Linked DNA regions of Mus musculus: all the other regions are linked to region 6. A link is a loop called in an ENCODE intact Hi-C map of the cell type or tissue named here. Cell type or tissue: left cerebral cortex. All regions are shown on one strand. Region 1 has its middle 55 kb from the start of Gm33041. Region 2 has its middle 95 kb from the start of Gm33116. Region 3 has its middle 110 kb from the start of Gm33116. Region 4 has its middle 86 kb from the start of Diras2. Region 5 has its middle 95 kb from the start of Diras2. Region 6 has its middle 42 kb from the start of Gm33116.

Region 1 (5,000 bases), 110 kb before region 6:
ATTCTAAGTGGGGCTCTCTCTGAACCTTGCAGCACAACACAATACTCTTTCATGATGTCCCGCAGTGGCTGCAGCAGCGCCAGCTGACATCTCAGCCAAGCACAGGCCCCAGAGGGTGCCAATCTAACCCTCTCCAGTGCACAGTGTTGTTTGGTTACGATCCTCCACAGGGTATAGTCATGATGCTGGGATATATATTCCTTTCAGCTTACGAGGGGTTCATAAGGATGATGTCCATGCACGCTGAGGACCACCTGTAGAGTACTGGCTTTATTACTTGCTAATCCTCTGCTGTGAGCTTGTATCCAACACCAAGGCATCATCATATCCACCATAGTTCAGAGGAAGATGCAGGTACTGGTTGCTTTTGTTTTCCATTGTTAACTGTTTTAAGTAGTGCCAAAAAAAATTTTTTTTAAGAAGGCAGATATCAACTGTCACAGGAAGTGCCATTTAAAACACATCAAAGGAACTGATTGCCAGAACCCATGTACACACAGACACACACACACACACACACACACATACAGAGAGAGAGAGAGAGAGAGGGGCAGGCTGGGCATGATGGTAGACACCTGTTACCCCAATACTGGCAAGTCAAAGACAGACAGATCTCTGGGGCTTACTTGCCACCTAGCCTAGCCTGATTGATAAATTCCAGGTCCAGTGAGAGACTCTGTCTCAAAAATATAAGAATTAAAAGAAGAAGAGAAGGAGGAAGAGGAGGAGAAGGAGGAAGATAAAGAGCTATTACTGTAAATGTAATTCTCTGCGGAGCTTTCTATGCCCCCTATGCTCCCAAATAACTGCAGGGCATTTATTTCTACACCCCCTTAGCCCGTTTTAGCTACTGAATAAAGACACCGAGACCTGGTGTTTTAACTAACAAGCTGCAAGCATGAATAGCTGAGCAGATTCTGATCTACTCTAACCCAACTAGGCTGCTATTATGTAGTCAAATGATCCTTTCTCTACATCTGAGTCTTGCCCTGGCTTGCTCTGGTCCATGTGTGTCTTCATGGCTGCTCTCTCATTGTGATCACACGGAGAGGCCTCCTGGACCATCCCATAGTTTCTCCGCATCCTCTTCTCTTCCTTCATCTTTACTCTTCCATTACTTCCTAGGGTCCCATGACTGGGATCATAAGTCCAGCCCTATTTCTTCTGCCCAGATAACTGGCTGATCAGCTCGTTTGTCAGTGAATCAAAGTGATGGAAAGCAATTTTTACATAACATTGAGACTGGAGATGCTTGACCAGGCCTTCATCCAGACCTTTACTAAATGTCTGGGTATGGAAATCAGCATGTGAATACATTGTGTAAGACCTTCTTCCAACAAGCTATAGCCATATAGTCTTCTGGCCTTCATAACTATACACATATACATAATGAGACAAACGGCAACCTGCTAACTACAAGTCACTTCCCATTGTGAGGTCTTGAGGAAGGTTCTTTTCTAGAGGACAGAATGTGGAAAAGACAAGCTTCCATGACCATGGAGAATCAAGCTTGAAGCCCACAAAGAGTTGGTCTACTTAGACTGCTACCCGCAAGGAGGGGAAAGCTGTATCTAGGGTGTAGAGCTGGTCCGAGGCAAAGTGGATTTGTACTTAATTTCCCAACAACCAAATATTTGCAGCCTAAAGGAAACTCCTGTCCCTGCCTGTAGCCCTAAATTATCTGTCTTATGAAGTGCTAATGGAGTCTCAGTTTTCACACAAGGAAGTTGGATCAAATGCACATTCAGGGAATGGGAAGAGAAGGAATTTGAACACAGTAGTGCCCTTGTCCATTCTTGAGGGCCATTGTTGTCTGAAATATTAGGTGGAAAAATCTAGGGAAAAAAATTATAAATTTTCAATTACATATTTGTACTGGCTGGTTTTGTGTGTCAACTTGACACAAGCTGGAGTTATCACAGAGAAAGGAGCCTCCCTTGAGGAAATGCCTCCATGAGATCCAGCTGTAAGGCATTTTCTCAATTAGTGATCAAGGGTGGGAGGGTCCAGCCTGTTGTGTGTGGTGCAGTCCCTGGACTGGTAGTCCTGGGTTCTATAAGAAAGCAAGCTGAGCAAGACAGGAGAAGCAAGCCAGTAAGTAACATCCCTCCATGGCTTCTACATCAGCTCCTGCCTCCAGGTTCCTGCCCTGTGTGAGTTCCTGTCCTGATTTCCTTTGGTGATGAGCAGCATCGTGGAAGTGTAAGTTAAATAAACCTTTTCCTTTCCAATTTGCTTCTTGGTCATGATGTTTTGTGCAGAAATACAAACCCTGACTAAGATAATATTTTTAATAACACACATAGCCCCTTTCTCCCATCTGGAACATGATTTACCCTGGTGCCCAGTGGACCCAAGTTGAGTTTGCTACTCACTCATTAGTCATTTGGTAGCCATCTTCGCTACAGTCACAATGATTGTGTTCCAGATAGCATTATTTAACTTAATCATGGCCTGAAATAAAAGTGTTCATTATAGCATATGATTATGAATCTTTTTTACTTTATTATTATTATGGTTTGGGTATATATATATATATATATATATATATATATATATATGGCTCATGGTCACCAGTTAGTAGACAAAGAGGCAGGGGTACCACTGAGGCTCACTTACCCATCAAAACAGCACCAAGCATGTCATTTCTGCTTGGTACACAGCTAAGTGAATAATACTCTGTGATTCTAAATTTCCCAGCCTCCTCTCAAGGTGCCAAGAGTCTGTGCCCCTGGCTGGCTTGTCACCTTATGGAGAATAATAGCTGGCTGCACGTGTGTGTGCTACTCTGCAGATAAACCCCTCCCCACCTCTGGCTACGTGAAGGACTGATTTTCCTCTATGACATATCTTTTCCTCTTCAGTTCTAGTTAATGCTAAACATGGGTGTTTTGAGGTCTGCACCTGGCTTTTCATGGAAACCTAAAAATAAGAACTGAAAGCCCTTGCCTTATCAGCAGGGATGCCTTGCTGTAGGCCCAGCTGCCCTCTTCTTCCTTTCAATAAGGCAGCAGAGCTAAACATCGTCGAAGCAATTGAGTGTTTCCGTGGAAGATTGGGGAGGTCATTACAAACAAAACGGAAGGAGATGAACGCTAATATATTTCTGCAATACCCTCTGCATTTCATTACATCCTATATATACTCTTTGAAATAGCAGACCCATGCTTAGAAAAAAAATCCAATCAGTCAAACCCATTCTTCTTCTGTTCTCTTCATCCATCCCTGGAAAGTTCCATAAATCCAATTTTCGACTAGTATATAGTCACAATGGCATCCTCTCGAGGAAAGAGGAAAAAACCTGCTCAGATTGATTTAAAATGGGCCCTGCAGCCCCAGCAATGTTGATTAAGAAGCTCAGTAGATTCACAGGGCTATAGGATTTCCAGTCTATTGTCCTGGCATCTGTGTTCCATCTCCTTAGCCCTCAGAGCCTCCCGTTAAGGTCAGCTGAGGTCAGTATAGTTCTGGTCACCTCAAACACCATTCCTAGGCACAGAGCTCTCCAGAAGAAGAAAAGAGCTTGCTGTACCTTCTTATGGAAATTGAAGCATCCCAGCTGCCACCTTTCTGGATGGCAGCCTTTCTCCTCCACTGCCCTGAACATGGACTGATGGTAGCTCATTGCACAGTCCTCTCCAAAAACCTCTCTCATTCAAAACACACTGTCTTGGATAAGGGCCTGATTTCCTTCCTGGGATCCAAGTGTTGACCACCTTTTATCAGAACTTGCTCCCACAGTGGAGCATAAAGGCCCTATTTCCTTGATACTGTCAGAGAGGCAATTCAGTGGGGATTCATCAAGAATTCTGGGTTCTGTCTCCAGAAACAAGACTTGATTGGGGACACCATAGTAGAAGCACAGAGATAATACTTTTCAGTATAGTATCACATGTCAGAGTAGGGAGGACATTTAGCAGCTTAGTGGCAGGGATAAGGTTTCATGGGTTCCTTGTGTAGGAGGGAAGAAACTGAAGTAGAAATATCTGGAGGTTCTAGCAAACATGAACCGTTAAAAATGTAAGTGTGTGCATCCTGGCACCTAATAGTGCTAGAGAAGTAGCCCATCACCCATCCATGCTGTAGCATCCCTACAAAGGACCCTAGCACATGGCTCTGACCTTCCATAAGATGTCTCTTGGAAACCTGGAAGAAGGTTCTAGACTGTTTGCATCAAAGTGACAGTGCAGAGCCACCACAGCAGGATGGAGGAGACATCGGGACACTTGGAGAAGCAGATGAGCTAGGCGAAGCTGGGAAAGCCACCAAACCACAGCGTTCCTTTGGGGGACCTGGATGAGGGAGATGCTGTCACTGAGTGGAGCTCCCTGTGGTCATGGGAACGACAGGATCCAGTGAGCAGGTGATGGTCCTTAGCTGCCAAAAGTCAGGGGTGAGCAATTAGCAGAACTAATGATAAGTTGAGAATAGAAGCCAGTGCTGTACCTGCAGAGAGCTGTGGAGAATTTCACACATGGAGCAGTTAGATGGTAGCCAAGAACGTTGTCTTGATTTCTGAAGCAAGGAAAGCAAGGTGCATAAGGTTATGAATGAAGACAGCCGCCCGTTCCAAGCCACAGTTCGTTCTACAGATTGAGTCTATGCCATCCACTCAGTGACTGAAAGAAGGCACAATTGCCTCACAGATAGGCCCTACAATACATCAGTCTTTCACCCCAATCATCCCTGGGTCAGAAAACTAAACCTGGCTGTCCAAATCCACCCTATGAGCTGCTTTTATGGAGAACACTGGAACAAGCCAGGCCAGAAATTCCTATTTATTTTCCAGGACTGCCTTGAGCTCATTATGGAGCTGAGAAGTTACAGCAGAGATTGGCCATCCTGCAGAGCCAACAAGACTCTACTAAAACCTTTACACAAAGACTCTTGGCTTGGTTTGTCCAGTGGTCATTGGTTCTTCTGGTGCTAGGCCTGCTTTGATGCCAACAGCCCAAGTCAGAGGCATCTTTATGCTTCTCATATAAGTGCTGAGCACCTGG
Region 2 (5,000 bases), 53 kb after region 6:
GAAAGCTCTCAGCTTCTGTTCCATCACCATGTCTGCCTTTCTGCTGCCATCTTCCCCCTCAGCATGAAATTCCTGGCAAGGCTGAGGGGTTGACATGTAGGACACAGCTTGCAAGAGGCTATTCAAGTCATGCACAGTTCCACCCTCTATTTCAGGCTAGCCCTCATATCAGCACCCTTAGATGGACTTGACAGTCACTGGAATTCTTTCTTCCTCTTTCCACTGTGGCTACTGTGAGAAAACCTCTTTGTGCCACTGCTTTTCAATCTTAATTTTTCTTTTTAAAACTGGTGGCTGAACCGGGAGTGTTAGGGCTGACAGTGTCCCTAAGGATTCTGGTGACAGGCAGAGATGACAAGCTATCACTAAAGGCAAGTGATAGTGAGTGACTGGATCTGCCTCCAGGACACACAAAACGGCTCGGTTCCCTTCAGCCTTATATGCAGATGCTGAGGTGCTTAGTGGTTTTATATCCTCTTGTGAGTCCACGTCTAGAAACTCAGACCAAAACAAAAGGTTGTTCCTTTTCCACTTCCCACACTTCCAGTTAGCTGTGGTCTCTGTGGTGTGAAACGTTCCAGAAACAAACACATCCCAAGCATTAAGCGTCGCACTGTTCAGCTGCCATGTCTCTATGCTGCCTCGGGGTGAACAGACCTTCGTCACTATCAATGCTAAGTAGGTTCCCAGTCACTCGCCTCTTAGTTACCATCATGGGTGTCAACTTGGTATCTCAGGACTGCAAAACCTGTGGTCTAGTACCCTGTTTTCAAACTCCGTAGCAACCCCAAAGCTTAATAATGTCAGTGCCACCAGCTCAGATCACCTGAAGAGAAGGTGTAATTCCTTCAGGAGAAAGGGGGAGAGCCCTCCAGGATTAAGGAGACAGAAGAAGCTTAAAGTGGCTACATCCTAGAAAGAAGTAAAGCATACCCTTTATCAAGCTGGGTACACCGAGGCTGCAGACAGCTCTGGGAGCTGAGGATAGGAGTCCAGCTGACCTAGGTCACAGACTGTGTTTCTCCCTTTCAGAATTCAGCATTTGTCCTGATCTCTGAGACACATGATTGGCAAGAAGTCAGCCCTCCTGTGGGTTTACAGCCCTTCTCTTTCTCTGGTAGCTGGGGAATAAACTCAGGGGCATACCTAATTTCAGCCCTTCCTTGTGTGTGTAGACCAGGTCGCATGGTGTAGAGCATCCCTGACCTGAACACCTGCCAGAGCCGGAAACTCCTTTTGTCCTCAGGAGCTGATGGCTCTCCCTGCAGACGCATGCACGTGGCGGCTGTCCCTTCTGACACGGCTCCTTTGGGGGCCTTGAAGCGTCCCCCTTTCCCGTCATTACACACAATGCTCCCTCTGTGATGATGTTCATTCTCCTAGCAAAGCTCCTGTCCAGGTTCTTTAGGTCATGTTCTTCATCTTCCCAAGGCCCCGTTATGCTGCTCCTGGTATGGCTCCCCATGTCTCCTGAAATCCTCTTTAGGGCATGTATGGTACAGGTATGTATTCATCTTCATGCAGGAGGGTGTGCACATGCGTGTGAGCCTCATTCTGGCTCCTCCTTTAGTTACTGAGGTGAGGTGAGGCCTCTTGCTGAGCTTAGAATCTGCCCATTCAGCTGGTGGAGCTAGCCAACTTGTTTGGGGAATCCCTGTCTCTGAAGTCTAGCATGGCGTGTGGCCACACCTGCCCAGCTTGTAGAGATCTGAACTCAGCACCTCATATTGCGTGACAAGTGCTTGACCCATTAACCCAATGATCCAGTCCCCTTCTAAATCTTATTTTTATTTATATATTTTTCTCCGAAATCTTTATTTTTCCCATCTGTTTCTAGCCTTTGAATCCTTTACTCTCTCTCTCTCTTCCTCCACCTCCTCTTGCTTTCCTTTACTTCTGAACAACCTGACTCCTACACCCTCACACAACATTTGTAGGATGAATAGAAGACAGCTCTAATTTTTAAATATGATCTACTCCTTACCGCATCTCTCAGACACAATCCTGGGGTTTAATTGCGGTCTATATGCAAATCCCGCAGCATTCTGTCCAATTTTCTGTATCATGATTCGTGCACAGACACACTTGAGGAACTGCCCAAGTCTTGTTCTACCAGGAGCCTCCCAGAGGGACATTCATCATCCCAGGCTCCACGAGGGCCTCAGGAACGGTGTCTATGGTGGCTTCCTAGAGGAAGCATCAGCGAAATGTGAGAATCCCAGGCCCCTTGTTCTGAGCTGGCTTCCCACTCACAGCCCTGTTGTACTGTTGTTGCTCCAGGCGGCTCTGAAACTGCTCTGCCTTCTTTTATTTCTGATTCGTGCTGCACTCAGCCCAGAGGACCAGTTAGTTACTGGTGCTTCCCACATCTTCGTACTTCCCCCGCAAACAGAAGAGCCCGGCTGTGGGAAGCAAAAAGAACATCAGTGCCCAGCCAGTTGAGAAACACAAAGGAGAATCTCTCTCTCTCTCTCTCTCTCTCTCTCTCTCTCTCTCTCTCCACACACACACACACACACACACACACACACACACACCTCACCTACTATGTGGACATTGCTGGTTTCTGCTCAACTAACTAGGGAAATCAGTGGAAATTGCATCTAGATTACCTCTCTTTGTAGACTATAACATATTTTTTTAACCTAAAAGGGGCAGAGGAATCTTGTGTTTCTTTCTGGGTTTTAAAGATTTACCTAAAATCTTTTTATTTATTTATTTCACACCGTTGATAAGAACTTTACCAATCAAGCTGTCTCACCATCTCTTCAGCCCTTACCACTCTTACCAGGAAAGCCTGTAAACTGTATATTTGCCATCTGAGGAGCCGTGGACTTTGGCATGTCATTGCCCAAAACACAGCTCTCACCTCAAAGAGGATAAGCAATGGTTTATTCTGGACCCAAAACTGAATTAAAATGGCCACAAAAACCTCAAGTTTAGGTTACCCCACTTCCAACATAGAAGTAGTTTCACGGAGCTTTAAAGCAATATAACAACGACAGCCAGGAATCAAGGCAATTTAAAAAAATTCACCAGTGGAGGCATTAAAGAGTCAAGTTACAGCAGGCAGAAGACTCTCAGGCCTTGGGTGCTATGGGATGGCACTCTCAGCCCTTGTGTTGGTGGAGAGTAGGTTTTTATTATGCTGACACCTTCTAAAGGTTTCTGTCTATCAGGATGTTAGGTCTGCAACAGAACTGAGCGAAGAAGACCTTTTTAGGGGCAAAGATAGCTGGAGAGAAACAGCGATTAGCCTGTGGGAGCAGCAACATCCCAAACTCTCCATAGTCAGTGAGGTTTTTATCAGCGCACGATAAAAGACAGCTTCTTTCCAGGAATTCCCACTTGCAGGCAGTACAGTGATGCTGGGGCCACAAAATGATCCAGTAATTGCAGAACACAGCTTTAGAACATTCTTACAAAGGCACTCCCCGCAGGACTCGAGGATGCCATTCTAACTATTTTCCAAGAGAGATGAAAATTTGCATCTACTCAGAAAGAAATGTATAGAAGTTTCCAGAGGCAGCATTTGTTTTTTGAAGGTTGGGAACATTAGAAATGGCTTTTGCTACTGCAGACAAGAGCCTCCAGCTCTGAGGAGATAGTTCAGCCAATAGAAGCCATACTTTGCAAGTGTGCCGAGGGCAGATCCTGAAGTTAAGTTCCTGGGGCTCTCTGACCAATCAGCCTAGCCTAACAGCAATCAGAAGGAGTCTGTGTCAAAAAAAAACAAAGCAGACAGACTATCAGCAGCTGAGGAATGACACCTGAAGTTGTTTCCAGGCTTCCACATGTACACACACACACACACACACACACACACACACACACACACACACACACACACAGAGAGAGAGAGAGAGAGAGAGAGAAAGAGAGAGAGAGAGAGAGAGAATTCTACTCAGAGTTAAGAAGATAAGCTTGCAGACACTTACAACTCCATAGGTGAATCTAGAGCTGACCGGGAGACTTTCTGTAGGATTTTATTTACCTGGCATTACACAAAACGCAAAACTACAGGTTTAGAAAACCGCAGGGGTGGCATGGACTGGTGCTGAGGAGAAAGGCATGAGGAAAACCTGTTTGTTCAAATTCATGTGTGTACAACATTGTGATAGTTTGTATAAGCTCAACCCACCCAGAGAGTGGCACTATTAGGAGGTGTGGCCTTGTTGGAGTAGGTGTGTCACTGTGGGCGTGGACTTTAAGACCCTCATCCTAGCTGCCTGGATGTCAGTATTTTGCTAGCAGCCTTCAGAGGAAGATGTTGAACTCTCAGCTCCTCCTGCACCATGCCTGCCTGGATGCTGCCATGTTCCTGCCTTGATGATAATGGACTGAACCTCTGAATCTGTAAGCCAGCCCCAGTTAAATGTTGTCTTTTATAAGACATGTACTGGTCATGGTGTCTGTTCACAGCAGTAAAACCCTAACTAAGACAAACATTCTTCTTGTTTTTGAAAAAGCCAAGGTGAACCATGTAAAGCACTCACAGAGAGCTGTCTCTCTTGCCTATGTTGAAGATGCCCGCACTGCTGTGGCACACAGATGGCGTTGGCTGGGGTAGGAAGGAAGCATGGTGGGCGTCCGTTTCCTGCCAAACACTCACATGCTGCCTACCAAGCGGGAGGGAGCTGAAGTAGGAGTGGAGAGAAAGGTGAGTGAGGAAATCAACCAGTCTTGTTGCTTCTCTGCTCCATCTGGCAGACACCTCTTCTTTCTGCAAAACAAAATGATATCTTTTACACATCACTTCTGACTATTTTTATTTAGATGCCTGGAGCATCTTTTATAAAAATCAACTCTGATGCAGAAAATAAAGATGCTAGGGTTTATACATCGTGGAGAAATTAAAACCCTAGAGATGTTTTGGTATGCTTGCACCTTACTCTCTTTGTGATTCACCCTGGTCTTCGCGTGTCAGCACACTGAGTGTTGGGTTTTTTGGTGGGTGGGGGAGTTGGGGTTGTTGTTGGTTTTCTGGTTTGTGTCTGTTT
Region 3 (5,000 bases), 70 kb after region 6:
GGTGCACTAAGACACTTTGAAATAAGGGCTGGAGAGATGGCTCAGTGGTTAGGAGTTTGTCCTCTTCCGGGAGATCTGAGTTTGACGGTGGCTCACAATTGCCTATAACTCCAGCTCCAGGGGATCCAATGTCCTCTTCTGGCCTTCTTGGGCACTTCGCTTGTGTGCACAATCCATCGTCACACACGTGTGCACGTAACACTCATGTGCACAATAGTTACACACATGTCCACATAACTAAAAAAATTGTTGAAAAAAAATTTAACAAGCAGTGTGATTGATAATTTTGTAACTTGATCAATGGAGCCATCTGTGACGGCTGTGTATTTGACTTCAGTTGTTCATTGATTATGGCCTTGATTTACTGACTTGTTTTGGTGAAACATGTATTTAACCTAATAACAGCTGGAGGAAGGGGATTTGAACGGGAGGTATGAGAGTCCCTTCTAATTACACCTCTGCTCAGCACCCACAGCGGCTGCTTTTACCTAAACAACAGGTCGTATTTCCTCTGACTCATCCACCACAGCTGCCCAGGAGCTACATAATACATACTTTATTGCTATTTTATTTATTGCTGGGGTTACTAATTTTACTACTGAGAGTATAATGTTACATAAATTTTGTTCTTTCTTTGTTTATATTCATATATATATTTGAATAAATGCAATTAACAGGACAGGTATGTGGTAAATCTTTTTTAGAAACAAAATAAATATGTTGTATTTTTCCATCATTGGGCAATAATTACAAACTTCCTATTTGAAAGATATAGATATGGACCTTCCCACAAGTTCGGGACAAATGAATAAATTACTCTCACCTTCATTTGTACAAATATTTTGGTATATTCATTTTTGGTTTTGGTTTTGTATTCTGGATTTGAGAAAAAAGTCAGGTTGGGCGGGGGGGGGGGGATGTGTAGGTACCATTTGAAAGCTGGAGTGTACCAGGCATTTTAGGGCTACCTGCTTTTAAGTCTCCATAATTATAACTGATGGTTACCCGGAATGTACCTAACTTAGCCTTCCTTCCCTCATCTGTGAGTTGCTGGAAGCATGTAGCATAATGAGTAGTGATGAGGTTTGGATAAAATAGCCCATGTACACCTTCTGGAAGGTTCCCAACACACAGCAAGCACTTGTACTACTTCTACTGTAGCATCCTCCAACTTGCATTCGTTGTGATATGTGAAGTTCCCAGGAGCAAAGAAGAAGAAGGAGAAGGAGGAGGAGGAGGAGGAGGAGGAGGAGGAGGAGGAGGAGGAGGAGGAGGAGAATGAGGAGAAGAAGGAGAAAGAGGAGGAGGAGGAGAAAGAGGAGGAGGAGAAGGAGGAGAAAGAGGAGGAGGAGGAGAAGGAGAAGGAGAAGGAGGAGAGGAAGAGGAAGAGGAAGAGGAAGAGGAAGAGGAAGAGGAAGAGGAAGAGGAAGAGGAAGAGGAAGAGGAAGAGGAAGAAGAAGAAGAAGAAGAAGAAGAAGAAGAAGAAGAAGAAGAAGAAGAAGAAGAAGAAGAAGAAGAAGAAGAAGAAGAAGAAGAAGAAAAGAGGAGGAGGGAAAGGGAAATGGAGAAGAGAGGGATGGGGAGGGGCAGGGGGAGGAGGACGGGGAGGGGGAAGGGAGGGGAGGGGGAGGGAGAAAACCTGTTAAGGATTCCACAAAGCCAAATGAGCAAATGAGAAATGGTGGAGAGTAGATTGTGCAATCCAGAGCCAAGTTACCTTGGGCCACTCTTAGTTCCAGCCATTCCCTGCCCACACCATGTGTGACTAATACCCTTGTAACTATCAAGACCTTACAACACATCTTTAGCAGATCTAGGCATCTTTAGCAGATCTAGATTTCACTAATCCAAAAGCTAAGGATGCCATCAGAGAGCACCTGAAACCTGCAGATCAGTGTCCCAACCCTGCTCGGCTGAAACTCATGTAGCTGTTTATTTGGTAATGTTGTGCCAGGAAGCGTTCTTGAACCCCAAAAGACCAACCAATGTCACTTAAATGTTCCACCTTCTGTCTGTGTCTGTGTGTGTGTGTCTGTGTGTGTGTGAGAGTGTGTGTGCGTGCACATGCGTTTCCAAGCAGCAGAGCCTTCTACACTCAATGCTTTGGGTTCAGGTAGCCAGCCTGGTTCCTATGGTGGCTTCCTGTTGCATGTTCTGATATTTGGCAGAATGCTCACCAATGAGCACTTCTCCTCTGGCTACCTTCATTGTGAACAGGGGCTTGGAATGTTTAAATGACATCACCACTATGACTCACCAAAATAACTTGGCATTGGCCAGAATGACCAACTGGTGGTTGTGTATTTTACTATGGCTCGCTGGTGCTCTGACAGGCACATTGAATAGTATCTGCAAAGATTTCAGTGGCTACCTGTTCATGTCACCATTCATTATTCTATGCTGTGATGCTGAAGGTGACAGAGACTCTTCCTTCCCACCGGAAGCCATGCTGGTGAGGGACAGAGGAGCAATTGTTAGTTATCCTGTCGCACTGGAAGGCACAGTCACTTAGACTATACGGTTTTTCATGATGCCGATGTGGTTCTTTGATGGACCCTCCCACAGGGGATCTGTGGCAAATAAGGTGGGCTCTATTGGAGACGGTTCCCCTCTTATCTTAGGAGGATCTAGCCTGGTCTTTAAACACCTTGTGTTTCCTAAGATCTCTGTGCTCCTAACGCATGCAGAGGCGTTCGTCAGAGCTCGAGCTCATTCACTGTTCCAGGCAGCAGCTGCTATTATCTGCTTCCTTGGAGCTGTTTTAACTTCTCTTAGGTTGGATAAAAATGCTATTCTTAGCCCAGTGTTTCTTAAGTCGCCAAAAGGTCTTTTTCCCCCCTCCCAACTCAAGTCTTTGGAAGCAAGGCATTACACTTCTTGTCTCTGCATCACTCCGTTAACTCCAGTCAGATGACTTGGAAGCCCCTCCCATTGTGTTGTCTAAACACTCGGCCCCTGCTACAAGCAAGGAAACGATTAACTTTGCTTGGAGGCTTTTTCTTGGGCAAGAGGACTCTGTGGTCGCTCTCACCATGGTACTGCCAAGATTTTCTTGGCCAGTCATTCTTGACTCAGCTTGAGGACCGGATGTTGCCATCTCCCTGGCCGTGCTGGACAGCTCTTTAAAAGGTTTTGTGAAGCGAAGTGTTTGGGAGAGAGGGTGCAACATAATGGATAAAACCAGCTTCAGGCTGGGCCCTCCACCTGGGTGAAGAAAAGTGTAGGAAAGAGACGATCACACCACGGGAGGCAAATTGTGTGCCTTGCTCTCTAGAATAGGATAAGAAAATTCATGTGGGTGGAAACCCCAGAAAAATGAGTGAGCCCTAAGAGAGGCTCTACATTTAAAGTAATCTGTATTTAAAGATTCGCCAAACAACTAGGCTTATTCAGAGCTGTATGGACAGATGGCATAGCAAAATCAACCTTTAAATTTTGCTTAAATATGGTGATTGAATATGTTATTCAAAAAGGACGATAGTAACAAACTTCCTCACATTAAAAAAAAAATCACTGCTAGTGGTTAAGTTGCAATTTCGTGGGCACATGTGTGCAGGTCTGTAGATGTATGTGGAGGGCGTGTTTAGAGATTCCTAGCCTTTGGGGCTGTGAGCTGGCTCAATAGTCAAGAGCACTTGCAGCTCTTTCAGAGGATCTAATTTCGGTTTCCAGCATTCCTGTTGGACGGCTCACTGTCATCTATCACTCTAGATCCAGGCTCCAGAATGCTCTCTTCTTCTCTGATGGTAACCACATGTACGCAAACTTACATGTACACATACATACATACACACACACACACACACACATGAAATTATCACCCTGCATACTGTTAGCATTCTGTCTAAACTCCACCCCACAATTACCTGGTATAGCCAAGGAGGCCTGGCCCACTATAAAAGGGACTGCTTGCCCCCTCCTCTCTCTCTTGCTCTCTTACTCTTGCTTCCCTCCTGCATCTCTCTTGCTCTCTTGGGCTCTTCCCTTCCCTCCTCCCTTTCCCATCCTCTCCCTTCCTTTCCTTTCCCTTCCCATCCTCTCCCTTCCTTTCCTTTCCCTTCCCTTCCTTTCCCTTCCCTTCCCTTCCCTTCCCTTTCCCTTTCCCTTTCCCTTCCCTTCCCTTCCCTTCCCTTCCCTTCCCTTCCCTTCCCTTCCCTTCCCTTCCCTTCCCTTCCCTTCCCCACCCCTCTCTCTCTGCCTTTCTCTGACTCTACTACCCTCTTAACTCCCCTCCCCATGCCCTGAATAAACTCTAGTCTATACTATACAATCCATTGCGTGGCTGGTCCCTCAGGGGGAAGGGATGCCACAGCATGGACCCTCTGAGACACCCCCTTCCCCCATACCTTACCATACCCCCATAGAACATATCTTATATCTCTTTATCTTTTTATATACATATCACATATTGTTGCACAGAAGAAATTCAAGTCCCTTACATGAAGGATGCTTTAATCAAACTTTATTGCAATGTGGAACAAGGCTCCCAGGCACCCAGAGAGTGCTCTCATTTAAGAGATGTAGTTTGACCTAATGTGCTGAAGTGTCACCAAAATTAGGCAAAGTGAAAGCGCCAGCTGTCATTGTGATGCTGTGGCATTTGTGTGATGCAGTCTCAAATTCAACACGGATCCAGAGCAGCGCAGTGAGATAACAGAATTTGTTACATTTTTATAAAATATCACTTTCATCTACAGAAAGCCATGTATTTCTAGCCTATCAACCTTGCAAAGAATCAATCCACCAGAGAACAAGGAAGTCGGTAGTAGACCTGTAACCTCACCAAGACTAAGTAGGAGAGCTTCAAGAGCCAGGAACCAAAGATTAAATGAGCCAGTCTTCTGCAAAATGCTTTGATCTCTCCAGCATCCTCCAGCATCTTTGACTCTTGTCACAGAGTAAGAGGCTAAGAAGCCTGGCAGAGAGCAGCTGCCGGGAGTCCAAGAAGTTGGAGGGGCTTAGATAATCACATAAGGCAGGCACATGAATGCTGATGATTG
Region 4 (5,000 bases), 170 kb after region 6:
TGGGACCATTCTGGGTGTAAGTGGGGCTTGGAAAGCAAGATGGGTTCCCATCACTGGCTCTCTTGCTCCCCCTCTTACCATGTGTATGTATTGTTTATCTCATCAATGTAACAAAATGACTGACAAGGGCAAGATAAAGATAGAGGGGTTTTCTTTGGCTCACAATCACAGGCACTCATCTACCCATGGAAGAAGGCATGGTGGCTGGCACAAGCTTGGGGCAGCTGGTCACATTGCATCTACAGTCAGGAAGCAAAGAGACAAATACTGGTGCTTAGCCCCCTCTCTCCTTGTACTCACTTCAGGACTCTAGCCCACAGGATGGTACCACCCATATTCACCTCGAGTCTTACCTCAGTTAACTACCTCACAGGCATGTCCAGAGGTTTGTCTCCTGGGTGCTTCTAGATCCTGTCAACATGTCGGCCAGTACCAGACATCACGGTACTTGCTGCTTCTTCAGCATCTTCCTGCTGTGTGATAAGTAAGGTTCTCAGAAAACCTTCATGACCAACCTGATGAGGAAACCTGAACTTGGACCTTTAACTCCCAGAATTTTGAACTCAGTAGCCTATTTTCTTTATAAAACCATTCAGTCTCAGATCATTTTTTTTTTTTTTGGTGTCAAAACAAAGTAGACTCAGACATCACCTAAATTGGGGTACCAGTGATGTGGTAAATGTTGGCGCACGCGTGTACACACATCACATCACACCATATCACATGAGCTGAATGAACTACCAAACAGAGCATTGCCTAAATTCCTGGTAGAAAAAAAAATCATGCAATGTATTGAATTTGTAGTTACTTTAAACTATTATATCCTTGGATATTTGAAGAATGATTGCTACACTCAGAGATGAAGTTAGTAAAAAAAAAAAATAATAATAATACATGCCAGAGAATGGTGACTGACAAGTCTTCAATCCTAAATGAAGCTCTGTATCACTCCTCCACAAGGCTCCAGGACCATAACAGAGAAAAACAGGGAAAGCCAGTAAAAGCCAGAGATCGGGGGGCAGGTTATGTGGTAGTGTCATCTGGGCATGACAAGGCCATCACACTCATGAACACACAGCAGTCATTGCTGGCTGCACAAGCTCTACAGAGGATTGGCCCAGTCAGTATCCTAGCTGTGAGGTTAGCTTTATTTACAATATGCTGGAAAACCAAAAAGAAATCAGGGCCACCCAGGGCAATAGCAGCGGTTCAGCTCGAGATGGTGATAGTCAGGCCCAGTTAAACCCATATGAGAAAGAAGAGCAACTCCAAGAGGTTTCCAGGTGCTGAGAAAGTACTCTTCTCCCACTGACTAATGGTAAGAACAGGACAGCACCTCAGAATCTAGTCACTGCTAATGACAGGCACTGGAGGAGCCCACCCCTCCTACAGATGCTGACAGGCACTGGAGGAGTATGCCCCTTCCACAGATGCTGACAGGCATGGCAGACAGAATTTCTCACCTGGGATGTGAGGTAAAATCAGAAGGTATTTATGGGGAGGTAGAGGCACCAGTCACTTACTTACGGCTCCCCACTTCTTTCCCTGCCTCCCACCCAGAGAGCCTGGCTGCAGACTCTGGCTGTGAAGCCTGCCCTCACCACCCACCTTCAAGGGATAAAAGGATGGAACCACCTTCTAGCACTTGGGCTCTGGTTGTCTTTGGAGACACCCTGCCGTCATGCTGTCTGTCTCTGGTGGCGGGTGTGGAGAGCTGTGCCTTGAGCAATCGCCATTATAAGACGGCGCTGGCTTCCACTGCGCCTAACTAGTAAACAAGCCTTATGCGCAAGTGCAAGAGTAAATTCACGCCCAGTCACTGTCCATCTCGGGGCGTAGTAATGGGGTGATGGGCAAGCAACTAATCAGGTGCTGTCACGCCACATCAGGTGCTGAAACGTCACTCTGCGGGCTATATAAGCAGCACCATTTTCCGGGTTCGGGGTCTTCCTTATGTTGAAGCAATAAAAGCTTTGCCGTAGAAGGATCCGGTTGTCCGAGTGAATTCTTGCCGGCGAGATACTAGCTCGGGCAAGAGGCGGGTCTTGAACTCCCCTCTGGGATCCCACCGTGTTGCCTCCTTGTCCATCTTTCCAGGGCTAAAACACCGGAGTTTCCGGTAATCTGTACTTCTGTCCTCTTGAACTACCCACTGCCACAACCAGAACCTGATGGTTATCACACCGATACCTTAAGTTTCACTTGCATGTCAACAGCACTCTTAGTGGATGCCTATATGGGACTGTTCACAGGTAAGACTCGGGAAAGATGGACGAGAAAATCCAACAGAAACCTCCTGCCCCTCCCATTCTTTGGACGGAGAGGGATAACTAGATGGGTGGGTGACAAACTCCATGGATGCAGATTTGGGGTAAGCAAAGCTCCCCCTCTCTCTTGTCTCTCCCTTTTCCATCTATGAAAACTGTCTTCGTTTTGGAGCCTGCTGAGCCTTTAGGATCTTTGCTTGTAAATCACTACTTTCCTCAACAACAAATGGCTGTGAGCCACCATATAGGTGTTAGGAATTGAACCCCGATCCTGTGGAAAAGGAGTCATTGCCCTTAACCACTGAGCTATCTCCCAGCCCCATGTGTCCATGTTTTGATTTTCCTGAGCCTCTTGTCTGCTCCCCTCCCCCACCCAGGGAAATATTGTATGATCCTTACTTTTACCTCTTTTACTGACTTCATTTTTTTCCCATCAGGCTTCCTTTATCATGTATTTTTTAATAGATGAGATGATTCTATTTTACTCAGCCACAGAGCGCCTAAGTTGACTTGACATATCACCCCATCCTGAGACCCCACTATTTTCTGCCTTCTGCCCACCTAGACTAGCTATTTCAGTTGGTGTTGTGTGGCTGTGTGAGCTGCGGTTCTCCCGTGGGGACTCTGGGAGTCATGGATTCTGCTTTTGTAGCCGTTCTTTTTATAATTCTTCGTGTTATACTCACTCCTCTTTCTGAATCTAGCGCTCTCACGGAGCATCTGTTGGCTCCGTTATGACTAAGAGAAAATTACCAGTCTTCCACTTCCTCCCTCTCCCCCCACCGCCCCCGGGCTTCTCTCGGTTTGGTCCTTATTTTTAGGTCTAGTGGTTCCCTCTGAGCTCCAGCAACTACTCAGGAGGCTGCTTTATGCTCTCCCTCATCCCTTATCCCTTATCCCTCCTCCCTCCCTCCTTCTCTCCTCCCTCCCTCTTTCCCTCCTCTCTCTCTCTCTCTCTCTCTCTCTCTCTCTCTCTCTCTCTCTCTCTCTCTAGGTCAGAATCTCATGTATCCCAAGCTGATTTGAGCCTCTTATTTAACCAGGATTGACTTAAACTCTTGATCCTCCTGCCCCCTGCTCGGGATTTCTGAGATTCACCAGTCCGGGTTTATCCAGTATGGGGATGCAGAGTTTGTTTCCCTGCAGGCTAAGTGAACACTGGACCACCAGAGCCTCATCCCTCCTCCAGACTTTCTTGCTGACCTCTGGGTGCAGGACAGAGCTGCTGCCAGGGATTTTTGCCTGAATTTCATTTCCAAACACTCTCCATTGCTTCCTCTGTGAGCCACACACCTTTACCACTGGAACCTAGATTCAAGCCTTCTTTCTGCAAACCACACACAATGGTTACCGCTGTGATTGACATTCAGGTCCCCGTTGCAAATGTTTCCAAATTGAAATTCTCGGTGGTGATGCTTTCTGAAGCTGGGATTCGAGCCCGACTAGACTGAGAGAGTGAAGCCCTCATGAACAGGATTAATGCTTTACAAAAATAGGAGTTGAGTCCAAAGGGAGCCCTCCCTCACCCCTCCCTCCTCCTGAAAACACCAAGAGTTGGGCCAGAGGAGACCTGCTTTAAGCAGGCAACCCAATACATGTGACCTACTTGAACTCCTCCCTGTGTTAGACACTCACATCTGACTTCTCTGAGAGAAGCTTCCCTGCATTGATGTCTGGTGTCTTGGCAATGTTACTGCAGCTACTGTAGCATATAAGTGGAATTACTTTTTTCTTAGGATGACGGGGGTCCAGGCTTCTTTTGGCCCTCCCCTCTGTGTTACGGGTTTCCTTGTTGTAGTTTGGTTTGCATGGGGATGGGAAGGGGAATCAGGGTTGTTTTTATTTTTGGTTTGTTTTGAGAAAAGCTATCATATATCTGCAACTGGTCTCCCACTCTCTATGTAACTGAGGATGACTGTGAACGTATGAACATCTAATTCTCATAGCTCTGCCTCTCAAGTGCTAAGATTACTGTCATGAGTCACCATACGTGGTGTATGTGATGCTAAGGTTCAAGCCCATGCCTTGTGAAATCTAAGGCAAACCCTCCATTAACTGAGCCATAGATCCATAGCCACAGCCCATTGAGTTATGCTATGGCATACATGCACACACATGCATACACATGCACATGTGCACATACATGCACACACAGAAACATGCATGCACACCCACACACATACCCACATGCACACACGTGCATGCATAAGCATATAGATACACATACACACATGCACACACATGAATACACACAGACATGCATGCAATATGCACTCACATGTGCAAATACAAAGGCCCACACATATACACATATGCACACACATGCACACATGCACATGCATACACACATTTTTTAAAAAATTTAAACCTAATATTTTACATTTTTAAAATTTATAACCCTGTGCCGTTGTATTTTTTTATTAATTTGAGGAGATTGTGGCTTTCGCTGTGGATGTGCAGGCTCTGCTCCTCAGGCTAGAAACACCTTCATGCTACAGTGAATGTATCCCTTTCCCTCGGAAGGACCCACAACACTGATCCGTGTGGACCTACCTGCTCTCCATCAGTGCTATCTGCTCAACTACATCCATTTCCTTTTCCTCCTTCTGCACGCAGAGAGAAGGAAAGTCACACCTTCCCATTTGGCTCTGCAATGTATCTACGGTTTAAAACAAAAATCATAAAATCAAAACCGACGCATGAGCACAAAAGGAAGAAACTAAATAGAAGCTT
Region 5 (5,000 bases), 160 kb after region 6:
GCTTCCTCCTGTGGCTTAAAAACCACATCAGGCTAAACATAGACCCTTGGTTCTGGAACCATAGATCTGGACCTGTTCTTTAGACCTTGGAAAAGAAGCAAGCAGACTGTTAGTGGTGTGACGTGGAAGGTCTTAGCACAGAGCCGCCTGCCCTGTGGTTCCATAGTTCTCTGCACGATCCTTCCAATCTGAACCTCTCACTGAGCTTTCCTGACTTCCTCCCCAGACTCTGACAACATCCTCTACTGTCTGCTTCTAGCCCACCCTTCTCAGAATCCACATAATGGGGCATGCTCGAGACCACTCCTTCTAGGGTCACAGACATCTTCAGGGTCATGTCCTCTACACGGGTGCAGCGTGTCATCGGCAAACTGCCTTCCCTACTGCGTTTCCCTGAAGACTCCATTTTCCATGCCTTGTCATCTCTGACCCAGAGGTTGTGTTGTCTTTATTTGGAGGTAAGGTAGCAACTGCTAAATAATGACTAATCTGCCTCCTTACCCCTTCTAGCCCCTTCTGTTGTTGTTAGAGGCTCATGGCCACCCCCCCACCCTCACCACACCCTGGGCTGGTCCTTGTTGGATGTAAGACCAGTTGATTTTTCTTCAAAGTACATATCCCTGCCATTTTCACTTTTGGTGTTTTTGTACTGAGGAGGGTGAATAGAGTCCATAGCATCCTGTGTTCTTTCACTGGGCTGCAGGTCAATCTCATTCATACCTCTAGTCCTGTTGATGCTCTCAGTAGCCTTGGCATCACGCTGTGGCCCCAGGATCATTCACAATTGGTGTCCTCCAATAACCACAATGCACTGAGGTCTGTGTGACTGAAGGTGATGGAGATACCAGTCTTCCTATCTTAGACTCTACACCATCATCCTGTGGGGCAGAGTTCCCAGACCAGCTGACATCCGGCAGCTTTATGAACCAGGTGAGCTGGACCAAGAGGAACCCTTGCTGCTTCCTTCTTCATTTACCAGGAACATGGGCAGGGCAAGTTTGCTTCCTGACCTCCTAAGTGGGAAAGGGAGGATGGGGAGACATGCAGGGCCTTCGAGTGACAGAACCTTTAAAAACACACTGTCTTTCTGTAGGTATGTGACCGCACCCTTTTTCCTGTTGGCCTCAGCAACAGGAGAAATGGGCCCATTAGTCCCTCAAGTTTGCAAGTTTTCTTCTGCCATGTGGCCCAAGTCATATACAGGGTGCTCAATGATGGAGGTGGACAGGATGGAGCCTGTTTCCATGGATACTGGTAGCAAACCTGCATTCCAGATATCCACGAATAGACATTCCTCCTCTATGTGCCCCACCTTCTCGGGTGGGGAACGACACCTCCATGTGATGCCAGAAATAAAAAATAAAAAGGCAGGTTTAGGAGGTAAGTTTAAAGCAATCAGGTCCTGCACCATGAGAACCATAGCTCTCTCAAACACCCTAATAATGAATCTTGGGGTCAGAGATAAGAAGACCAACCCAAACCCCAAAGCAGTTATGTTATGACAAAGCATGAGAGAAACTGGAATTGGAAATAAGTGCACTCTAAGAGGACGAAACAAAGCCCAAAGAAACAAAGAGCTGGAGGTTTGAAAGGATGAAATAAGTCCAAGAAACCCATGACCAATTACCATCGAGAAGACACAGATCAATAAATGAGTAGGATGCACGGAAACCCTAGGGCAAACTTGAAATCCAGAGGACTGACAGTCTTGAGAGAAGGTGATGACTAGATTCACAAAACAGATTGATCTAGGGGCTATTACACACACACCACCTGCTGCCTTCCTGCCGCTACATCTGGGGGTGACATGCAGTCAGTATGATACAAAACATCTAAAGAGATCAGTATAAGGACCAGATGGAAAGAGTGATACCATCTTCCTGACAAGGACATCCCAAGACCAACTGATTGAATAATAGATCTTACTCCTAGGCCAAATAGAACACTGACAGCCGATGCTCCTCAAGCTGTTCTGCTGAAGAGACATGCTGAGATCACTCCTAACTTAGCCTACAAAGCACCAGGGACGGCATTGCCTTTGTCACTGCCTTGAGCACATCTTCAAAAGATAAGGCTTAAGGGAGAAAGGCTTGCTCTTCTCTCCAGCTCTCAGAAAACAGGGAAGGCTTGGCAATGGGAGGAGCTGTGACTTGGGAAGATGGATCTGAAAAAAGATAGTCACATGACTTTGGCAGGCTCCTACTGCATCTACTTACCCAGTTATCCTCCTGCAGTGTTCCACAGCCCTAGGGTTTTGTGACCTCCCCAGACAGGATTCCCTGCTGGAGAATACACATTCAGACTCATGGGATGCTGTAAAACCCTTCACCTCAAACTTTCAGGATGACGTTTTAACTTTTATAAACTCAAACTGCCTAACAACAGGAACAACAGACTCAAGAAGTCTGTGCTCACCTGGGTCAGGACATGGTAGAGAGAGAACCTCCAGACTGCTTCAGTGGCCTCTCACTAGGACTCTACCGCTCTCTCATAACTCACTACTACTACAGACCCCATCGTCTCTATATTCACAGTACACGCTTACGCAATGAGGGGTTCAATCACCTTTGCTTTAAACTTATTCCGAGGGCTTGAAGGTTGGTGGCCCCTCACTGACCCTGAGATACTGTGACTAGACACTCCATTTCCAAGACACCCCATGGCACGTGAGGGACATCTATAGTCCTACAGTTCACTAGCTCAGCTGACTTCCAATTCTAGCAAGTCCTATTTTGGGGTGAGGTTGTCAATGGTAGCACAAAGCAACTTTTTCTGTGGACACACCAGGCAGTGTGTCCATCTTCTTCCCCACGTTTCTGACTGGCTCTGGGTAATCGTTTAGTCATGCCATTTCCCAGGGACTCGATAGGAGGTGACAGACAAAAGGGTCTTTTAAGTACTAGACTGGGATTCAGGAAAGTTATGTGTCTATCTCAGTCTGGCCTCTTCTTACTCAGTAAATCAGCCTTCCGGAGTGTTCTTGTCAGTGTGAGGCAGCATCATGCACAGGGAGAAGAGACAGAGGACAGCTTTCCCCACCATTCCTGGTCCACTCTCAGCTCTCCTCTAAAGGGTTTGATTTGCTCCCACCACCACTCCACCCCCCAAAGCACTCATCTGGGAACTTAACGTTTGTATGAGGCAACCATACTGAGACTCTCTCTTCTCTCATTTTGATGATGATCTCTATCCTTTTTCTCCCCCTGGAAGACACGGTTTTGTGGCTATACAATTGTAGGACTCCACAGAGAAATAGCAAAATTACCCCATCTACCCACTCCTGGCTGCAGTGATTTTTATTGCGAACTCTGTTTTAATCCTTATCTTTATTTCTCTAGATAGGAGTTGCTTTCTTCCTCACCAGGTTTCACTTGGCTTAGGCTTTCTGAACTTACTGAGACAGGCCTAGGCGTGTTCTTTTTACTCATTACCATCTTGCATGCACATTTGAGGAGTGCATCTCTTCATGTGTGACATGTGGTGACAGAGAATTCAGGCAGAGACTGTAGGGCAAGGCTAGGGTGGTCAGCTGAGGAAGGACTGCTGGACAGAGGCAGCCTCTCATCTGATCCAGCAAGCGACAGTGACAACACACATCAGCAGCATTGCCACACAGAGGGTTTTAGCGCCGAGACCCAAAGGATGGGAGATGCCTTCGAAGCAGCTCACTGCTGACGTCTGTCCGCGAGATCCTGCATTCTATGTATTTCTAGTAACTTGGTATTTTGTTCCCATCTGGTAAATGGAATCTCAGATTCCCTTCTTTTACTGCACTTGCTTCTCTTTCTTGCTGATTTTAGCAACCACCTCCTACACTTCAGCCATCTTTAGCTCAATGCAGAGTTAGAAACCTTCTAAATAAGCAACTGCTTCCTTCCAAGTGAGTGGGTGTGGAAACCCTAAATACAAAAACCTTCTGCTACTATAGTGATCGCAAGGTGGCTTAACCTGATATCATCGCTTGTACTTAAAATTGTTTGAAGGCCTACAAACGGTTAACAAGTTCTTTGGCACTTACTGATGCATTAATAATCTCTGAAGTCTTGTTAAATTGATAAAGATCTTTAAATTCTTTTAAAAATTTTTATTTGCATGTTTGAGTGTGTGTATGCGTGTATGTGTCTGTGTGAATCTGTGTGTCTGTGTGCCTTTGTCATACATACACAGACACACACACACACACAGACACACACACACACACACACAGACACACACACACACACAGACACACACACACACACACACACACACACACACACACACATCACATGTATAATGATGTCTGAGGAGGCAGCAGAGCTGTGAGATTCTTGAACCTGGAGCTTCCTGACTTGGGTGCTGAGAACTAAGCTCCAGTCCTTGCCTGGACTGGACTCAGCACTAACTGCTGAGCTCCTTAAATTCACTCTTTGTGGATTTCAAATCACATCTGATAGTATGCAATGTGTTTCCACATTAGGGTGCCTTTTGTATCTCTGTGAAATTGTCTGTAGCATCCTGCATAAAGTACTTGTTGACTATCCCCTTTGGAAAGGTTCATGTTCTTACAACTTGTGAGTGATATTTAATATTGTAACATTCTGGAAAAAAAACCACTATGCACATGTATTCTAATTTTTTTGTTTCGATATACAAATTTCCAATAAATAAATCAGAAATTATTGAATACTATCATGCGATGGTACTTTTAATTGTCTATCTAGAATTTTCTGGAAGTAGGGCCTCTGAAAATGTCTGTGAGGGACTGTCTTAATTATATTAAATGTAGGAAGTTTTGCCCATTGTGAGTGGCACCATTCCCTGGGCCTGGGGTCCTGAACTGAGTGAGTATATAGAGGGAGTTATGTACTAGTGGGCATGCAGTAGTTCATTGGTCTCTGAATGGTTAGTGGATGTAAAGTGACCAGTTCTCTCAAGTCTTTGCGGCTCATTCTGTGATTTACCTGTAATAATGGGCTCTCACCTATGACTCTGAGCTAACTCTCTTAAGTTGCCTTTTC
Region 6 (5,000 bases):
ATCACAGTCAAGCTCTCAAAATTTTGCCTCCCCAGTGGCCATGCCCAGCAGCCGGGCAGAACGCAGAGCCACACCCTGAACAAAAATCACACATGCCTTAGAAAATAATCAAAACCCTTTCTATTCTTGCCCTATGTGACTTTGGACCAGCTTACTTGAAAAGTTTTGTTTGTTTGAAAGATTTATTTTATATATGCTTATATGTGTGGCATACCTGTGTGTGAGTTTACACAACTGAAGGCAGGTAGGTGCCTGCGGAGACCAGAAGGGGAAACCACATACCCGGGAGCCGGAATTATAGGCAGTAATGGGCAGCGTGATAGGGATGCTGGGAACTGAACTCTGGTTTCTTCGAAAGAGAAGCATGTGCTCTTAACCACTAAGCCACCTCTCCAGCTGCTACTTGGAAAGCTTTAATTAGTTCATCACAACCGAGAACACACTAGCAATCGGCGTGGTTGGTGTTGGGTGTTTCTTCACTCCGCAACAGAAGGAATCAAAGCCCTCTGTGCTAAGCCCCAATGATGCCACCTCTGCATTTGAAACATGAACTTTGAGGGCTGGGTAGATGGCTCAGCAAGGAAAGAGGCCTCCAGTTAAGCCTAACAACTGAGTTGTACCCCAAGGGAGAGACCTAACATAGAGAGCCAGGTCCCTTCTGACTCTCCACTTGTTCTTTGCACCCCTCCCGCTAACACAAATAAATCTAACAAACACGCTGAAGGACAAACTTTGCCGTCGCTTCCACAGATGCCGTGTGGATTTTAAGCCTGGGGGAAGATGGCGTGTAGGTTTCCTGCTATTCTAGGATTTCTCCGGGGGTGGATTTCTGTGATGGAAAGTGGAAGACTCGTCTCTGCCGAGGGTTGGTGGGATGATGGAGGAGGCTCACTGTGAACTGCTGAGATTTCTCACATAGTGTGGAGAATGGTTACCAAGCAGAGGTAGGGGTGGCATGGGGTGGGGGGAACAAAAGGTGTCCGTTTACGGAAAGACTTGAGGTGGGATGTGGGGAACTGATAAGCTCTGTCAAGAACAGTCTTGCCAACCTGTAACTTCACAGGTGATGGGTCTTTATTGACCTCTGCCTTTGTGCCAGGCACGGTTCCTGATGGCATATTAGCAGGAGCTAAGTTAACAGCCTCAGGGATGCAGTTTCATCACGTGAGTGGGATCATGGAAAATGGGGCCAGAGGGTGAGATTACTGAGCAACAATGAGCACAGAAAGACACCCAGAGAAATCCCTACCGTGATGAACAGCTTGACCCACTCTGGGAAATCTTATATTTCCTGTATTAATTGAGTTATGAGTGCATGTATGGGTATACATGTATATGTGTATTGTGTATGTGTGTGTGTGTGTGCGCAAGTGCACTTGTGTGATTGAAGGCATGTGTACAGCTGTACAAAGAGAGGTCAAAGGTCATCCCTTAGGAGCCACCCACGTTGGGTTTTAATTTAAAAAAAAAGATTTATTCATTTATGTGCATGCATAATTGCTGGCATGAGATCCTGTGCCCCATGTGCACGAAGGAGCCCCTGGAGGCCAGAAGAGGGCATTCCCCTGAAACCATAGTTAGGGGTATTTATGAACCACCATGTGGGTGCTGGAACCGGACCTGGGTCCTCTGCAACTGCTGAGCTATCCCTATCCCTTGCTTTTGAGACAGGGTCTCTCACTGGGACCTGGGGTTTTCTGATGACAGTGGGTAGAGTGACCAGCAAGTCTTAGGATCTGCCAATTCCCACCCCCATCCCCCACCCCCAGTGCTGGGATTACAAGGCTACAATGGTGCCCCTGACTTTTTATACCATGTTGGGGGATTGAACTCAGGTTCTCCTGCTTGGGTGGCAAGCGCTTTCTCAACCTGAGCGATCATCCCAGACCTTCGTTGCAGGAAGCTGATGTGTAGGCAGGACTGGCTTTGGAAGAGCAGAAAGTAACTGGACCGTGACAGCTTATGTGGCTTGCCTGTCCTCTGGAGTTCGGGTTTGCCTGTCTCTGTCTCTGCTAGTTGTCTCTAGCCCATAGGGAGACACGCCAGGAGCAGATTGTTTGAGTAACCGGGCTGGAAAGAGCTGCAGAGGTGGTGGTATACCCTTCATTTATAACATGCAGTGGGTTCCTAGAGATTCTGGGAGTGCCTGCCAATGCTCTAGGCACCAGACACAGATCCTGAACACTTTGAGCTTGTTGGTAGAGCAGGGAAATGTGGAAGAAGCCAGCCCATAAACCCACAGATTGGAAGACGCGAGTACAGGTTGGTTGTGTGTTGTGGGGTGTGGGGGTGTGTGCTGACACAGCAGTGGGCCAGGGGCAGCTGTTTTCAGGGTAGCTTTCTTCTGTCTGTCTTCTTTATGTGTCTTCAGAACTCATTCTGGTACCTGCCTGTTTGGACTTCACCCTGGTGTGACTGTCACATTTCTGACCTCTATCTACAGTCTGGAAGGTCAGGTTTTGCACCTAGGTCATGGTCACACACTGACCCCAGACAAAAGGTGATTTTTTTTTGTGAATTTAAGTGATTCCTTCCCAGATGTCAAGCTCCCTGAGAGTCAGCTTCACACCACTGCTCTTTCTAAGCCTTACAGGTAGGGGGCGCACTAAAACAAGTTTTCCGATTCAGAGGGTTGCGCTGTGTGATATAGGTCTACTTAGCAACAGAGTGCTAGGGAAATGTCCGCGTGCAAGACCTGACTCACACTACCTCTCCACCTTTGTTCAACCCAGAGCCCAGAGTGGGTTCAGGAAGTCGATTTCTAGCACATATACATTGCCCATGATTCTCATGAGCAGAGGGGTCCAGCGATCCTTTTATGTACGGGTGTGTGTGTGTGGGGGGGGGGGGTGGGGTGCGGTGGGGAAGCTGGTTCTCTGGGTTCCTAATTTGCACGGAAGGCCTCTCTGTGAGGCTCAGTGGGGATCCAGAGGCAACTAGGGACAGCCTGCTGGGTCACCTCTGCTGTGCGGGTTCTCACTTTATCACTTATGCAGGTGGTGTGACCCTGTCTCTTTTCTTTACTTGATTCCAATGGCAGTGAGCCATGTAGCTATTTCAGTGTCCTCCTGCTGAGGGTGGGAGTGGGTTCCCTCAGCTACTGCCGCCCCCTCACAGCCGCTTTCCTGCCTCCTCATGTAACCCAGCCTTCTCTGCTGATGACCTCATACCCCCTTTTGCTGATCCTTCATTCTACTCCTTCTTATTTCATCTGATCAGTGTTTCTACCTTAATGCTTCAGTTGGGCATGGTGACCTAACATGGTGGGTTGTGTGTTGTGGGGTATGGGTGTGTGTGCTGACATAGCACACAACCCACCAAAGTCAGGTCAGCCTGGGCTATGCATGAGTTCAAAGCTAGGCTGTGAAAAACCTGTCTCCAAAACAAAACAAAACAAACATAATAAAATAAACAGAAACCACCAAAATCTGGAAACAACAGCACAAGAGCACATTTACTGTCTCCTTTGCCATCTTCAAAGCTACCAGCTTTCTAACTTGCTGACCCTTTCCACCCAGTGTCTCACCCCTGCATCCCTGCCTCAGCTTCATCAAGCACAGGGTTGTCTACTGTGTAGCCACTCCCCCTTTAATACACCCATTCATAGCCTGTGCTTCTCTCCAGCCTTTACTTAACCTCGCTAGAATAACTTCAGCCTGTCGGACGGATGTTTTTGTACCCTGTGTGAAGAAGATGTGTCTCTGTCCTTCCTTGACTGCCTAAGGCATCTTCTGATTGGTTAAAACAAAACCACCCATAGCCTATGGCAAAAGGCAGGATAGTAAGTTGGGACATCCAGCAGAGAGAAAGAAACGCTGGGAAAGACTCAGGGGTGGGGATTTGCCATTCAGACTCAGGGGAAGCCGGACTTAGGAATTTGGTTGAGAGGTAAGCAGCCAACGTCACAGAATTTAGATGACTATACATGGGATAATTGAGTTATGAACTAGTTGAGGATGAGCCTAACTTAGGTCTAGGCATCTGTTAATAAAAATAAATCTCTGTGTCATTATTCGGGAGCTGGGGCAGGCATAGAAAAGCCAGAAAGGTTACATCAGCCCAATTCCCATCAGTTCTAACAGTACAAGGAACATAGGGAACTGTAACACCAGAGCCACACCCTCCTGTGGTTACTTCTCCAAACTTTGTGGTCCAGCACATGACAAAGCACTTCTTGAAGCGTTATGTCAATACTGGGACAGCATCGTGTCCACAGTGGGACAGCATCACATCCATACTGGGACAGCTCCTTCTACTTGCCATTTCCTTTCTGCCTGGAGGCCACTTCCCACCCTGATGATCTGGCCTGCCCATCCCCCAGGCCAGTGTGACAAGGCTGCATCATGGGATGCTCGCTGCTCTCAGGCCTCTTTCTCACCTGGTCCCATGTCCATCTCAACTCAAAAAGTTCTTCCTCTACTAGATTCTTCAGCATAAGAGTGCAGTAATTCTTCCATTAACAAAACATCCCTGCAAAGGTTGCCTTGACTTCTTTCTTTCTCTAGGCACTGCCCAGAGTCTTGCTGGTTTGGGTACAGAAAGTAGTTTTCACCTCAAAGGAAATAAGAGAGTTTACTGTGGAGTCAAGTCTGAGAAATGCAATTCAAGTTTCCCCAAATACCTCCCTCCCCCTCCCTTCTTCCTTTTTCCCTCCCTCCTCCCCCCTTCCTTCCTCCCTCCCTCCTTCCTCCCTTGCTTCCCATCCCTCCCTCCCTCCTTTCCTCCCTCCCTCCCTCCTCCCCTCCTTCCCTCCTTCCTCCCTCCCTTCCTCCCTCCCTCCTTTCCTCCCTTCCTCCCTTCCTTCTTCCCTCCCTCCCTCCTCCCCTCCTTCCTTCCTCCTTCCCTCCTTCCTCCCTCAATTCCCCTCCCTCCCTCCCTCCCTCCCTCCCTCCCTCCCTCCCTTCCTTCCTTCCTTCCTTCCTTCCTTCCTTCCCAGTGCTCAGTTCATGTTGCCCAGCATCGCATCTACGGAATCCAATAACAAGTCCTTAGTTTTCTCT

Evidence for each region. Hi-C counts contacts between places; a loop is a spot of excess contacts. Peaks named below come from ENCODE experiments on the same cell type or tissue, not always from the same donor. Only the 100,000 strongest peaks of a DNase experiment are listed, where the experiment ranks them.
Region 1: it touches region 6 in a loop (6-fold over the local background); 4 of 42 quality-filtered maps call a loop at or near these places.
Region 2: a loop joins it to region 6, with 4 times the contacts of the local background. A loop is called at or near these places in 4 of 42 quality-filtered maps.
Region 3: it touches region 6 in a loop (2.2-fold over the local background); 4 of 42 quality-filtered maps call a loop at or near these places.
Region 4: it touches region 6 in a loop (6-fold over the local background); 7 of 42 quality-filtered maps call a loop at or near these places.
Region 5: a loop joins it to region 6, with 4 times the contacts of the local background. A loop is called at or near these places in 6 of 42 quality-filtered maps.

The regions. Positions count from the first base shown.
Region 1 is chr13:52,165,308-52,170,307 of GRCm38, forward strand. No RefSeq gene overlaps it. Among named protein-coding and RNA genes, the nearest start is that of Gm33041, 55 kb to the right of the region's middle. In left cerebral cortex, no CTCF peak of the experiment used is centred here; no DNase peak of the experiment used is centred here.
Region 2 is chr13:52,326,676-52,331,675 of GRCm38, forward strand. No RefSeq gene overlaps it. Among named protein-coding and RNA genes, the nearest start is that of Gm33116, 95 kb to the left of the region's middle. In left cerebral cortex, no CTCF peak of the experiment used is centred here; DNase peaks (open chromatin) are centred at 1,654, 2,328 and 4,595; H3K27ac peaks cover 1,780 bases.
Region 3 is chr13:52,342,828-52,347,827 of GRCm38, forward strand. No RefSeq gene overlaps it. Among named protein-coding and RNA genes, the nearest start is that of Gm33116, 110 kb to the left of the region's middle. In left cerebral cortex, no CTCF peak of the experiment used is centred here; DNase peaks (open chromatin) are centred at 2,804 and 3,356; H3K27ac peaks cover 776 bases.
Region 4 is chr13:52,442,732-52,447,731 of GRCm38, forward strand. No RefSeq gene overlaps it. Among named protein-coding and RNA genes, the nearest start is that of Diras2, 86 kb to the right of the region's middle. In left cerebral cortex, no CTCF peak of the experiment used is centred here; DNase peaks (open chromatin) are centred at 2,998, 3,634 and 4,258; H3K27ac peaks cover 1,441 bases.
Region 5 is chr13:52,433,214-52,438,213 of GRCm38, forward strand. No RefSeq gene overlaps it. Among named protein-coding and RNA genes, the nearest start is that of Diras2, 95 kb to the right of the region's middle. In left cerebral cortex, no CTCF peak of the experiment used is centred here; DNase peaks (open chromatin) are centred at 2,116, 3,097 and 3,750; H3K27ac peaks cover 966 bases.
Region 6 is chr13:52,273,241-52,278,240 of GRCm38, forward strand. No RefSeq gene overlaps it. Among named protein-coding and RNA genes, the nearest start is that of Gm33116, 42 kb to the left of the region's middle. In left cerebral cortex, a CTCF peak has its summit at 2,591; DNase peaks (open chromatin) are centred at 469, 813, 2,138 and 2,597; H3K27ac peaks cover 822 bases.